Regions from separate parts of the Homo sapiens genome. Here all the other regions are linked to region 2. A link is an interaction called in ENCODE POLR2A ChIA-PET data of the cell type or tissue named here. Cell type or tissue: GM12878. All regions are shown on one strand.

Region 1 (4,000 bases), 100 kb before region 2:
CTTGTTCTGTCTCTGTTTCTCTTCTAGCCCAGGGAGATGTCATTCTGTTACCCTCAACCCATGTGAGGGGAAGCTGGAACTATTCACGTATTTACAGGGAGAGTCCGAATAATCATGCAGTAACCCAGCCTTCCTTTCAAACTCTTTGCTTGATGTAATCGCCAATTTTCATTTCAGGCCTGAAAAATAACACTGTTATGACAGTGACCGGCAGATGATTAACAGTGAAGAAGAGAGGAGATGTCACTAATAATATTGATTTTTAACCCTTTCTCTAGTTTTTGTTTGGAACAAACACAGTGCTTAATTATATGGCTCTCTACAGAAAGGGTTCTCCTGACATGAGGCATTTATTTATTTATTTATTTATTTATTTATTTATTTATTTATTTATTTTGAGACAGCGTCTCCCTCTGTCAGTTACCCAGGCTGGAGTGCAGTGGTGCGATCTCGGCTCACTGCAGCCTCTGCCTCCCAGGTTCAAGCAATTCTCCTGCCTCAGTCTTCCCGAATGGCTGGGATTACAGGCACCCACCGCCATGCCTGGCTAATTTTTGTAGTTTTTTTGTAGAATTGGGGTTTCACCATGTTGGCCAGGCTGGCCTGAAACTCCTGACCTCAAGTGATCCTCCTGACTCAGCCTCCCATAGTGCTGGGATTACAGGCGTGAGCCACCGCGCCCAGCCTGACATGAGGCTTTTAGGTACAGAAAGAGAAGTTTCCTTTGTCCAGATGCAATTTTCCCCTATTTTGCTTGGGTCAGCCTGAAAACGAAAGAAAGAGAGTGACCTGGTGGCAAGATGGCTAAGGTTTCTCTCTTCTTCAGCAACACCCAGCTGAAGAGTGGACACCAGTGAATGCACTCTGCTCCTATCTTCAATACTGTGGGCCCAGGAGGGCTGAAAGAAAAGCAGAAAAATCACTTTCCTGCCCAACGGGCATTGTGATGGTTTTTTTTCTTTTATTGCTAACGTACGTCTTCTCTTGTTTTTCTTTCCCTCTGCGTCTGAGGTTGCCATTCCCCACTTTCTCTCCGCATTTTCTTGGCTCCCTCCAGTTTTCTCTGGAGTGACTTTTCCCTTTCTCTGTGAAACCATCACTTCTATGTATTTTCCGTGTCCCATGAACATGCCACAAGTTCTAGAATTAGACTCTGCTCAGCCTTCCCGTGAGCTGTTTTAGTCTGATATTCCAGCAGTCTCCAGGTAGGAAAAAAGAAGTCGATTTAAATATGAATTCCTATAAGGCTGAAGCTAAGCTAACACATTCTGGAGACCTTGTGGCAGAAAAATGTCCAGAAATATTGGACTATAACATAAGATTTGATGCTTAAGAATGAGTTATCAGGTTTGGGGGTGAGAAGGGGTATTAGGTCTCCAACCTCCACTGGGCTACTCCTGTCATATTTTTCCTAGCAAGACAGGCAACACTCCTCAAAGGTTACTAAGCTGCGCCTCCACCAAGAAGGAAAATGGGACTCCTTTCACCTTGAGCTCTCTTTGTACCTTCAGCAAATGACTTCTGAAGTCATCTTGATCTCCTCTTCTATAATGCAATCAGGGGCATTCCCTGCTTCTCTGTCATCTCTCTAATTACTGAAAGAAATTTTCCCCCTTCTTGTGTTTTTTTCTATAATTAGCCTCATAGATTGGTCAAATTCGTCTGTCCAGATTTCCCCCCAAAATTCCCTTCTCCACACTGACTGCGGTGACCCTAAGCTACTTTTTTGCCTATGGCCGGGCTACCTCCCCTAACACCAATCTACCCTGCAACTGACTAACATCTAACCCAGCAGAAATTACTGGGCATCTGTAACATGACTGGCATGATCAAAACCCTGGGGTGGATTCAAGAGAAAAATGCAACTACTCCTTTCCTTCTATGAGGTCAGGAGCAAGCAATACAAGCAAGAATGTCCTGGTGGCAGAAGGGGTGGCCATGACGGTTCAGAGAAGGGCGAGTTCACTCAGGCAAGGGGGGCGATAATAGATGGGGGGCGATAACAGATGAGGGGCTGGGGGCGAGGGGAGGGGACAGCATAGGCTACAGGGGGAGGATAAATGTGTGCATAGGGAATGCTAATGGCTTGGCCCGACTTTGTGGGTTTCAAAACAAAATCTCATGGAAAAGATAATTTAAATGAAAATCGGAGCTTATTAATTTTCTGTAGGCCCAGCCCAATTTCTCATAGTTCTCAGTCATGTTGGTACATGCTAGTTTCCGTGGCAGCCTAAGATAAAGCTCTTAATGCGATGTGAGTCCCTTAGAGATTAGCACTATTATAAATATAAATGCTCAAACACAAGCAAGTTGAAACCAAATGCCCCCCAAACACTGGCTTTCTGTTATATGAAGGTTTCCAGTGGTGCACTGAACCCTTGGATAAATGAGCTAGAAAACAGAGAGTTAAATGGGCTCATTGGCTAAATCTCATGGCCGGGCTCCTTCATGGGAGGGAAGAAGGAAACTTAGTAGCTGCTCCTTACCTATTTAATCTATAGCAGTTGGCAGGACAGTTTTGGAGGACAATCAGAGAAATGCCCTCAGAACTTCGAGTAGGGGATTGAGCAGGGCATCCAAGACCCTGATCAAAACAGAGGGTCTTTACTCAAAGCCAACCTGCAAAACACCTTCTTGTTCTCACTGCTTTGTATGACTTCCAAGAGACTCACTAACAACTAGTCATAAATAGACATCAAGGAGTTTGTTTATCTAACTAAGAGAAAACAATGTTTGAGTTCTTTAGAAACATGCATTTGACACCACACCAATGTGCTGCTCTGGGAGCAGAATCGGAGCCTGCTTCCTTGGGGCTGGTGTTTTGATGTGGTCATTATTTGCTCAGCAGAGCCTCTACTTGGCAACACCTCGTTTGCCCAATTCTAGGTATTTGAAATTTTAAAAACATATCTCTTTTAAGAAAATTCTAAAATGAAAGAGTTTTTTTAAAAATTAATTCGTAAATACCTTCCCCAAAGTTATTCTAAAATGCCTGAGACTTTAAAGAACCATATCTAAGTCAAGTCTGGTGAGGGCAAACAGACATGACAATGACCAAATCTATTCTTTAATTTTCTAACATTTGTGTACAAAGCCAAACAATCAACATACATACAGAGTGCTACTCCTAAATCTTCTTGCTACTAAAAAATAAAGGGCCAACCAAGTATTCCCAGGAGGCAAAACAATAGCTTATCATGTGCTTGTCCTCAGTGCCTACTAGAGCCTCCTTTTCTCCTGGAAGACATAATGACTTGGGCTGGGTGAAATTGTACACCACCTATGAGAGCAGGATGCTGGGTTGATCAGGTGATAATGCTTCACCATATCTTCAATTTTTGTATTTTCCACCTATTTGATAATGGGTCCTTCAGCGGAGACTACAAGACGTGAGTATACCCACATAACTTCAGCTCAGATTTCTGACGGCGTCCAACTTGCTTGCACGAATATCCACTGCCTGCCCACTCTCTCTCATCTGAGAAAACTATTTGACTCAGCTTTTGCCTCTGCCTCCCACTTTTCACCCTCTCCAGAATGCTCACAGCTCACCCATGCTAGTAGCATTGGAGAGGAAAGAGCACACACATTAGAGTCAGACAGATCTGTGCTTGAACCTCAACTCTGCAAATTACTAGATTCGTCAATGAGTTGAATGAGTTATCAGTTCTCCTCTCGTTCTCTGCAATGCTTAAATCTAACTCATGTTAGATGAGTTATTTAACCTCCCTGAGCCTAAATTTATGAATTCATAAAACAGAGAAAAATAAAAGGCTGTAGTTGTCGAGTGGTCAGGAGGATGAAATGACTTCTGTGAAGTGCCTGGCAGCAAAGGCACTAAAATTCAGTCATGACTCCCTCTCATTCCTCTCTCATTTTTGCATTGAACTGTCAGAGATGGCAATTTTCCTTTCCTAGGTACCTTCTTTATTTACAAGTAGCTTACAGAAAATGCATATATGAAAGGAGTTGTGTGAAACTTTTGAAGCCAGTTAAGCTC
Region 2 (4,000 bases):
TGTAGGGGAGAGAGAAATGGCTTTCCTCCACCGCTCTGGGTTTCTTGGCTGGGTTATGAATTGACGTAAGACAAATTAACAGAAAGAAACCCCATATTTAATAATGTAGGTGCACATGGGAGTCCCACAAAATATGAGACTTGAAGAAGGGTCACACGGTTGAAACTCATTTAGCATCCTGAGCTATGGAACGGAATAGGGGCTTGGGGCTTCTGGGGGTGGTGGGGACACAAGCTGTGCGTTGATGAGGGGAGGCTCTGTATGGTGGGTCAAGTGTGTCTTATTATGCAGAGAAAGTCTCTCAGGTACTAGAAATTATATTGGAACAGTCCTTGGAAAAGGAGATGATAGTCTGGGGTGGCATGTCCTGAGCCCCTACAAAGTCAACCATGACTGTGTAACCTTAAGAAAAAGAGTGACTACCCAGCACTTTGGGAGGCCGAGGCAGGCGGATCACCAGGTCAGGAGATCGAGACCATCCCGGCTAACACGGTGAAACCCCGTCTCTACTAAAAAATACAAAAAAATTAGCCAGGCGTGGTGGCGGGCGCCTGTAGTCCCAGCTACTGAGGAGGCTGAGGCAGGAGAATGGCGTGAACCCGGGAGGCGGAGCTTGCAGTGAGCCGAGATCCCGCCACTGCACTCCAGCCTGGGTGACAGAGCAAGACTCTGTCTCAAAAAAAAAAAGAAAGAAAGAAAAGAAAAAGAGTGACTGACACTAAGGAAGGTTTTTTTTTCTTTTTTTTTTTGACGTAGTTTCTCTCTTGTTGCCCAGGCTGGAGTGCAATGGCGTGATCTCGTCTCACTACAAACTCCACCTTCCGGGTTCAAGCGATTCTCCTGCCTCAGCCTCCCAAGTAGCTGGGATTACAAGCACCTGCCACCACGCCCAGCTAATTTTTGTATTTTTAGTAGAGATGGGGTTTCACCATGTTGGTCAGGCTGGTCTCAAACTCCTAACCTCAGGTGATCTACCCATGTCGACCTCCCAAAGTGCTGGGATTACAGGCGTGAGCCACTGTGCCCAGCCCAAAGAAGGTATTTTATATCTGATTGTCAAGACATTTTTATTCAATCTTAAGTACTGAACTTTAGCATTAAAGTATGCAAAGAAGCCACAAGGATAGAATTATGTCTCTACCAATCTTTTAGTCCTCAAATATAAGTAATCCTAATATTCTTAATATCTTAAAAAAGACACCAATGAGATCTTCATTCACAAAGATTATTAGATATAGTGAAGTAAATATTTACAAGGAAACAAAACCTGTTAAAACTTTAACATTCGTGTCACATCTTACTGACAGAAAATTTGCTTTTGAAAGCCAATTTTGAGTTTTATTTCCTCACTTTCTTTGAGTTTTATTTCCTCACTTTCTGCATATGTCCTCATATCTTAGTGGGAGAGCTCTTACCAAAAAATAGTATTTTACTTCCTTCCATACCTATTGATACGGTTTGGCTGTGTCCCCACCCAAATCTCATCTTGAGTTGTAACTCCCACAATTCCCACATGCTGTGGGAGGAACCCGGTGGGAGGCAATTGAATTATGGTGGTAGGTCTTTCTGCACTGTTCTCATGATAATGAATGAGTCTCACAAGATGTGATGGTTTTAAAAATGGGAGTTCCCTGCACAAGCTCTCTTTGCCTGCCACCATCCATGTAAGATGTGACTTGATCCTCTCCTCTTGTCTGCCACGTGAGATGTGCCTTTCACCATCCACCGTGATTGTGAGGTCTCCCCAGCCACGTGGAACTGTATGTCCAATAAACCTCTTTCTTTTGTAAATTGTCCAGTCTAAGGTATATCTTTATCAACAGCGTGAAAACAGACTAATACACTTTGTAAATTTGATGGGGTCAGTTCTGCATTGGTTGTACATAGGAGCAACCCTGCACAGAGAAACAGATCAAGTCTGGAACTAGAATAGAGTAGGTAGCAAGCAGAAAGTAGAAGGAAGAGCAAGCAAAATAAATAGGTTCCTAACATCTGCTATTTCCCGATTTTTAAAAAGTGAATGCACAGACAACAGACACCAACTCTGTACACAAAAACACACTTTAATGTTAACTAGAATTATTCCTCAGATGCACACAGTTTGCGTTTGTTTATGCATGGTGTAGCTGCCACTTACGTAGTGTTTATTACATAGCTGGCACTGTTCTAAGCAGTTAACTCATAAACGCATTTAAAGCTCACAGCAGCCCTATGAGGAAAATGCTGTAATACGTGGCACTTAGCAGATGAGCAGAAGGAGCCCCAGAAAAGCCTGGGTAGGAAAGGACAGAGCAGAGGTTTGAATCCAGGCAGACCATCTCCAGTCCATACTGCTCACACCTGACACTACACTGATCGCCTACGAAGTCTGCTGTACTTACTCTGCTGACATGCTTGGAAAAGAAACACATTCTAAGTAGTTAATAATCAATCATTTCCCATATAAGAATATATTGCAACATTCAGAAAAGGGTTAAAATATTCTGTAATCCTACCACTATATCACATTGCTGGGGTAGCCCAATCACCGCAGAGACTTTATGAAAGAGGTTTCTGAGTCCTATTTCAAAACATCAGTGACTAGGGCAAAACCCCTCCCTAAACCTAAGCCGTTTACAGTATAAATTTGGGAAGGAAACTATTTGAGATGGCCGTTGGAGATTTCTACTAGAACAATTTGATTATTTCTTTTACAGTCTACATATGAATAGTTGAATCATTTAATTGCAGGAGTTAAAAGACTTGTCTGTGTTTAGAAAAATGAGATTTTTATTTGGGATTCCCCAGTATATTAGAAAGATGATTCTCAGTAAATTGTGGGCAAGAAGGAAATAATATACATATTTGTGGCTATGAGAGCTAACCAGAAAAAAAAAAAAGAAAGAAAGAAAGAAAGAAACTCTCTGGACTCGCACAGTTCCAAAAACTGCTGAATGTTGTCTTTTTTTTTTTTCCACCCTACTAAGCATTTCTCTCTTATCGAGGAGGATTCATTTCCCACCTGTTTCTTTTACGTTCTTGAAATACATATAAAGTTAGTGTTTATTTTCTACCCACTGAAATCTTGTTCAAGTTATTCTTTCTTTGGTCTCTACTTTCAGAAGTCACAACTTGTTTTGAAAACATTAGCATGAGAGAAGGCTTCTTTTTATGTACCACAAACTCTCAACTATTTAGAATGCTTGCTTCAGAGGTAAAGAGATGCCTGGTGGCTTTTCTGCTTTGTAACAATGGCCGTGTAAACAACATGACTGGACAAAACCAAAAATGTGCTTAGACAGAGTTCCTTCTTCCTGTCCAGGCAAGGTGGCTCACGTCTATAATCCCAACACTTTAGGAGGCTGAGGCGGGTGGATCACTTGAGGTCAGGAGTTCAAGACCAGCCTGGGCGGCATAGGGAAACCCTGTCTTTGCTAAAAAAAAAAAAAAAAAAAAAAAAAAGCTGGGTGTGGTGGTGCACTCCTGTGATCTCAGCTACTTGGGAGGCTGAGGTGGGAGGATCGCTTGAACCAGGGAGGCAGAGGTTGCAGGAGCTGAAATCATGTCACTGCACTCAAGCCTGGGCAACAGAGCAAGACCCTGCCTTAAAAAAAAAAAATGGAATTCCTTCTTCTTCTGATGAGTGCTTCTCATCATTGGGGTCACAATTATCAATACCAGTTTTTTATAGCCCAACGTTATTTGAAACATCCATATGTTTGTGTTATAAATTAATACACGTATTTAAAATATGGGTTATAGAAAAGATACCATATGCAGTGGTCCAGAATTTTGAGTTGTACTGTCCTTGTTCTTCACATGGGGTATTAGATTTCAACCAAAATGAAGATCATATCTTCAAGTAGATTGCCAGAAGGCACCATACTGGAAGCTCACGGGTAGTGCACTCTGTTCAATGAGGGCAGAAAGACAGTGACATATGAGGTCTTCCAAAGGTGACATGGAATGCAGGCAGAGATGAAATGTAGAGGAGAAAGAATGCAAAGCTGCAAAACATGGG
Region 3 (4,000 bases), 58 kb after region 2:
GGCATTTCCACTTGGATATCCTACTGGAATGTCCAAAATGAAATTCATCACATGTACGCCACAAAGCAGTAACTGTTGTTATCTTTCCTTTCCCTCTGGAAGACAGTATCATTTTTTGAGGCAGCCAGGATGGCACTTGAGTCCTGATTCTTTCCCTCCCTCATTCCTCACATTCGACCTGCTGTCAGTCCTTTGATTCTACACGTGCAGTGTGCCCACATCTGTCCTGTCCTTTCTGTTCCAGGTGCTTCAGACCTCATACCTGGTCTCCCCCGTCCAGGCTCAGTCACTGTCAATCTTCCTCCCACGCACACATCCTGCCTTGTCTGAGAACCTTTGCAACATCCTTTCAACATCCCTGGTACAGTTAAACGCAGCCATCCTTCAGTAACCTCAGGGGATTGGCTCTAGGAACCCCCAGTGGATACCAAAATCTGAAGATGCTCAAGTCCCTGATATTAAATGAGTAGTACTTGCATATGCACATCCTCCTATATACTTTATTTTATTTATTTGTTTGTTTATTTATTTATTTTTTGAGACAGAGTCTCGCTCTGTCCCCTAGGCTGGAGTGCAGTGACACGATCTCGGCTCACTGCAACCTCCGCCTCCTGGGTTCAAGCAATTCTCCTGCCTCAGCCTCCCGAGTAGCTGGGATTACAGGCGCCCACCACCACACCTGGCTAATTTTTCTATTTTTAGTAGAGAAAGGGTTTCACCATGTTGGCCAGGCTGGACTTGAACTCCTGACTTCAAGTGATCCACCCACCTTGAGCTCCCACAGTGCTGGGATTACAGGCCTAAGCCACTGTGCCTGCCCTACCCCATATATTTTTGATCCAAAGTTGGTTGAATCCATGGATGTGGAACCCAAAGATAGGGAGGGCTGTCTATACAAGTTTCACAACTTAGTATGCAGTGGTAAGTTCTCAAAACTATGGATTTATCTCAGGAGAGTTCTCCATGCCCCAGTCAAATCAGACTCTCCACAATTCCCCAAACACACCTCCCGCATTCATGCCTGCTTTGACGCCTCCAGTTTCCACTACCTGAAAGACCCTCTCCCCGTATCGCCTGCCTGTTCTCTAAAACTTGTCTCAACATTATCTCCGGCATGAAACTCTTCAGATACCACTGTAGCTGGGTTGGGCCTCTCTGTCTACTACACATTGTCCAGGATTACAGTGATTTGTATCCTTGTCTTGGTCTCCTACTGATTGGTAAGTTCCTTGAAGGCAAAAGTTATCTTAGACATTTTTTCGCTTAACTAAAACACCTAGCATAGAGCTTTGCATGGTGTAGGGCCTCAATAAATGTTTTTTTCAATGAAACAAGTTAGTGTGCATGTTTTCCTAAATAACCAGATTCTAAAACCCCTCTCCATGACCATCACTACCCCGGTTCCTGGGAACCCAGGGTTAAGTTTTGTGGACAATTGCTCATTTCCCTCAATTAGGACTTCTTCAAATCATTTTCTTCTTATACTATCACTTTAATGTTTAGTAAGTGGCTTTGTCTCCCTGTTCTTATAATTTTGTTATAAAATACCTCAAAACCTCTCTGTGTGTCTTCAGTGTGTGTGTTTTTAAAGATGCTGGCAGGAATCCATAAAGGATATGGCTAGGAGATAGCCCTGAAATTTTACATCCAGAAATGCCAATGCTGCCATCCTTTATGGACTCGCTTTTTTTTTTTCAAGAAGATAAATCAATATTTAAAGCTGATGATATAATTTGTACTTAATTTTATTCCTATTTTAATTGTAAATCAGATATCAATATATCTGAGATATAGCATTGAACTAAGAAGACTAAGTTTATGTGTCTCATGTTCTTTTAGAAAATTCTAATGCAGCTGAGAGGAATATTTGGCTGCAATTCAATTTCAGAGTTAATATAGAGATATAGCATTCATCATGTTGTAAAGCAGAAAAAATATCATCCTGGTTATCTGCTAAGGAGAGCTGGAAAAAGTCAAGAAGAGACAGCCTGCAACACTGATCCTTTGTTTGGTGCTTCAAGTATTAAAATTGGTAAACTCACCATACTCTGTTGCAGCTTAACTGTCTTTTCGACAGTTAAAAATAAGGAAATATGGTAACTGGATCTGTCACAAGAAAAGATGTATTGGTCTCAATGGAGAAAACCTCCCCTGAAAAATTAAAGCTTCACTTGACACAGTGGGTTCTCGGGTTGTTTTTGGGAGACATGATAATGAGCAGAGTGGAGTCAGTCATCAGTTTCTGACTCATTACATGGAAGCCCCAGAGAGCTGATTATTAACTAAAAATGGAATACGCTTCTATCCCTGAAGTTGTGAAGGCAAAACAAGAAGCAGAATGGAAACACAAATTTCCCCATTGACGCATGTGGCCCAAACGCGATGCTCAAGGGCAGGTGTCTTCCACAGTTAACCTGCTCATGGAATGTGGTTGATCGCCCCAGAAAATCACCCAAGTCACTCTCAGTATATTGCTACAAATGGCCATACCAGTATGTCAGGGAGATTCCCTTTCTCACATGTTTAAAAGGGCGTTTGGGGAAGTAGTCCTTACCCTAAGCTATTTTAGTTTAGTTAGTCAAACATTTATTGAAGTCTCAGGTATAACCCCACTATAATCTTGCACTAGAGGAATCAAAGTAAGTACAAATTTTGCCAGCAGATACTATCTTTTCTCTGCACAGGTTAAAGTTTATAATCACTAGAGGAAAAGGATAGTGTCTGGTCACAGAATTTTGACCTGCCCAGCTGCCTGCAGCAAGTTTGGGGTGAGGGTTATCCTCTCACTTTGATTAGACTCCCCACTTCTGCTCCCTTTTGCTAGTATCTAAGCGCATTACGGTTTTCTTCAGGTAAATCCTACCCATCACTAATTGGAAGTTAACAAGGAGCTACACCTGAGAGGTCCCTCACCGGTGGAATGATAAGGCAGGTAGGGGATGGTCACAGGGGTGGTGGCACCTATGAGAAAGTCCCATGGCTTGGAAGAGAGAGGAATAATCATTCAATCCTTATTCACACTGAAGGACAGATGGGTGTATCTTTTGTCTGGCAAATGGAGGGCAGAGAAATAGTGCTATAGCATATACAGAATTGGGCATATATAAGAACAACAAGTGACAATCTATAAAAATATGTTTTTAAGTGAAAACAGCTTTGTTGGCATTTTGAAAGTTTTACAGTCTCCATTTAAACGAACAGACCACAAGCCCAAAAAAGTCCGAAGGCAAATGCCAGTGTTACAATGGACTGTGAATTTCTGTAACTAGCATCGTAGAAGTGTCTTGATAAATAGAACAGTAATATAACCTCAAACCAAAACAAAACAGAAGCTTTTTTTTCCCCTGCTCAAAGGAAGAGCCCCCGCTCTGGTTCAAAACCTACTTGTATTTTTTGGCATACAAGAGTTATTTAAGAAAGATAGTTCTTCAAATTACCCTGTTCCAGTCAGTCTAATCGGAGCCTTGATTGTCTTTTACTTAAAAAGAATTAATGAAATGCTTTAGAAATTGTAGACTGGTGTTTATTAAGTCTTCTTAGTATGCATAAATAGTGCTTAGTGGGTTAATATTTAACAAGGGAACTCCCCCTGCCTTTCAGTTCTCTTAAGCATATGTCTACGTTACACAGTATTTTTTAAAGTATCTACATTTTGGCCCTGTTTAAATTAGGCCTAATGCACACATGAACAGCCATATGGTCAGAAATAACGTTCTTAGACCAAGGCTGAAGTACATGCAAAATAACTTATAGTTATTTGCTTTTTTCCTCTAAGTCTCTGAGTCTAGGATCATGCTTATCAGGCTGTATGATAACTACGAGTTTATTAAGATGCCTGCAACACTAGCCTGTGAGTTTATCCAGGGCAGAAGCAAAGCTCTCCTTGCCGTGCCTCCAACCTAACCCAAGGCAGGACTCATGTAAGACTGGCAATCACATCTGTGGAATAACTGTCAGTCCTTGGATGATTTTCATCATTAATCCTGCTTAGACATCAAAC

The links. ChIA-PET counts read pairs that join two places held together with the same protein. Peaks named below come from ENCODE experiments on the same cell type or tissue, not always from the same donor. Only the 100,000 strongest peaks of a DNase experiment are listed, where the experiment ranks them.
Region 1: POLR2A ChIA-PET joins it to region 2 with 7 read pairs; 6 of 35 experiments call an interaction of 5 or more read pairs at or near these places.
Region 3: POLR2A ChIA-PET joins it to region 2 with 5 read pairs; 7 of 35 experiments call an interaction of 5 or more read pairs at or near these places.

What each region holds. Positions count from the first base shown.
Region 1 is chr18:63,149,497-63,153,496 of GRCh38, forward strand. The region is part of intron 2 of BCL2 (BCL2 apoptosis regulator); the gene reads right to left. Among named protein-coding and RNA genes, the nearest start is that of BCL2, 170 kb to the right of the region's middle. RefSeq lists an enhancer at 1,538-1,707. In GM12878, no CTCF peak of the experiment used is centred here; DNase peaks (open chromatin) are centred at 1,705 and 3,573; H3K4me3 peaks cover 1,666 bases; H3K27ac peaks cover 3,823 bases.
Region 2 is chr18:63,250,969-63,254,968 of GRCh38, forward strand. All of the region lies in intron 2 of BCL2 (BCL2 apoptosis regulator), which reads right to left. Among named protein-coding and RNA genes, the nearest start is that of BCL2, 67 kb to the right of the region's middle. In GM12878, no CTCF peak of the experiment used is centred here; no DNase peak of the experiment used is centred here; H3K4me3 peaks cover 251 bases; H3K27ac peaks cover 1,179 bases.
Region 3 is chr18:63,309,343-63,313,342 of GRCh38, forward strand. All of the region lies in intron 2 of BCL2 (BCL2 apoptosis regulator), which reads right to left. Among named protein-coding and RNA genes, the nearest start is that of BCL2, 8.4 kb to the right of the region's middle. RefSeq lists an enhancer at 2,236-2,445. In GM12878, no CTCF peak of the experiment used is centred here; a DNase peak (open chromatin) is centred at 2,389; H3K4me3 peaks cover 2,574 bases; H3K27ac peaks cover 3,707 bases.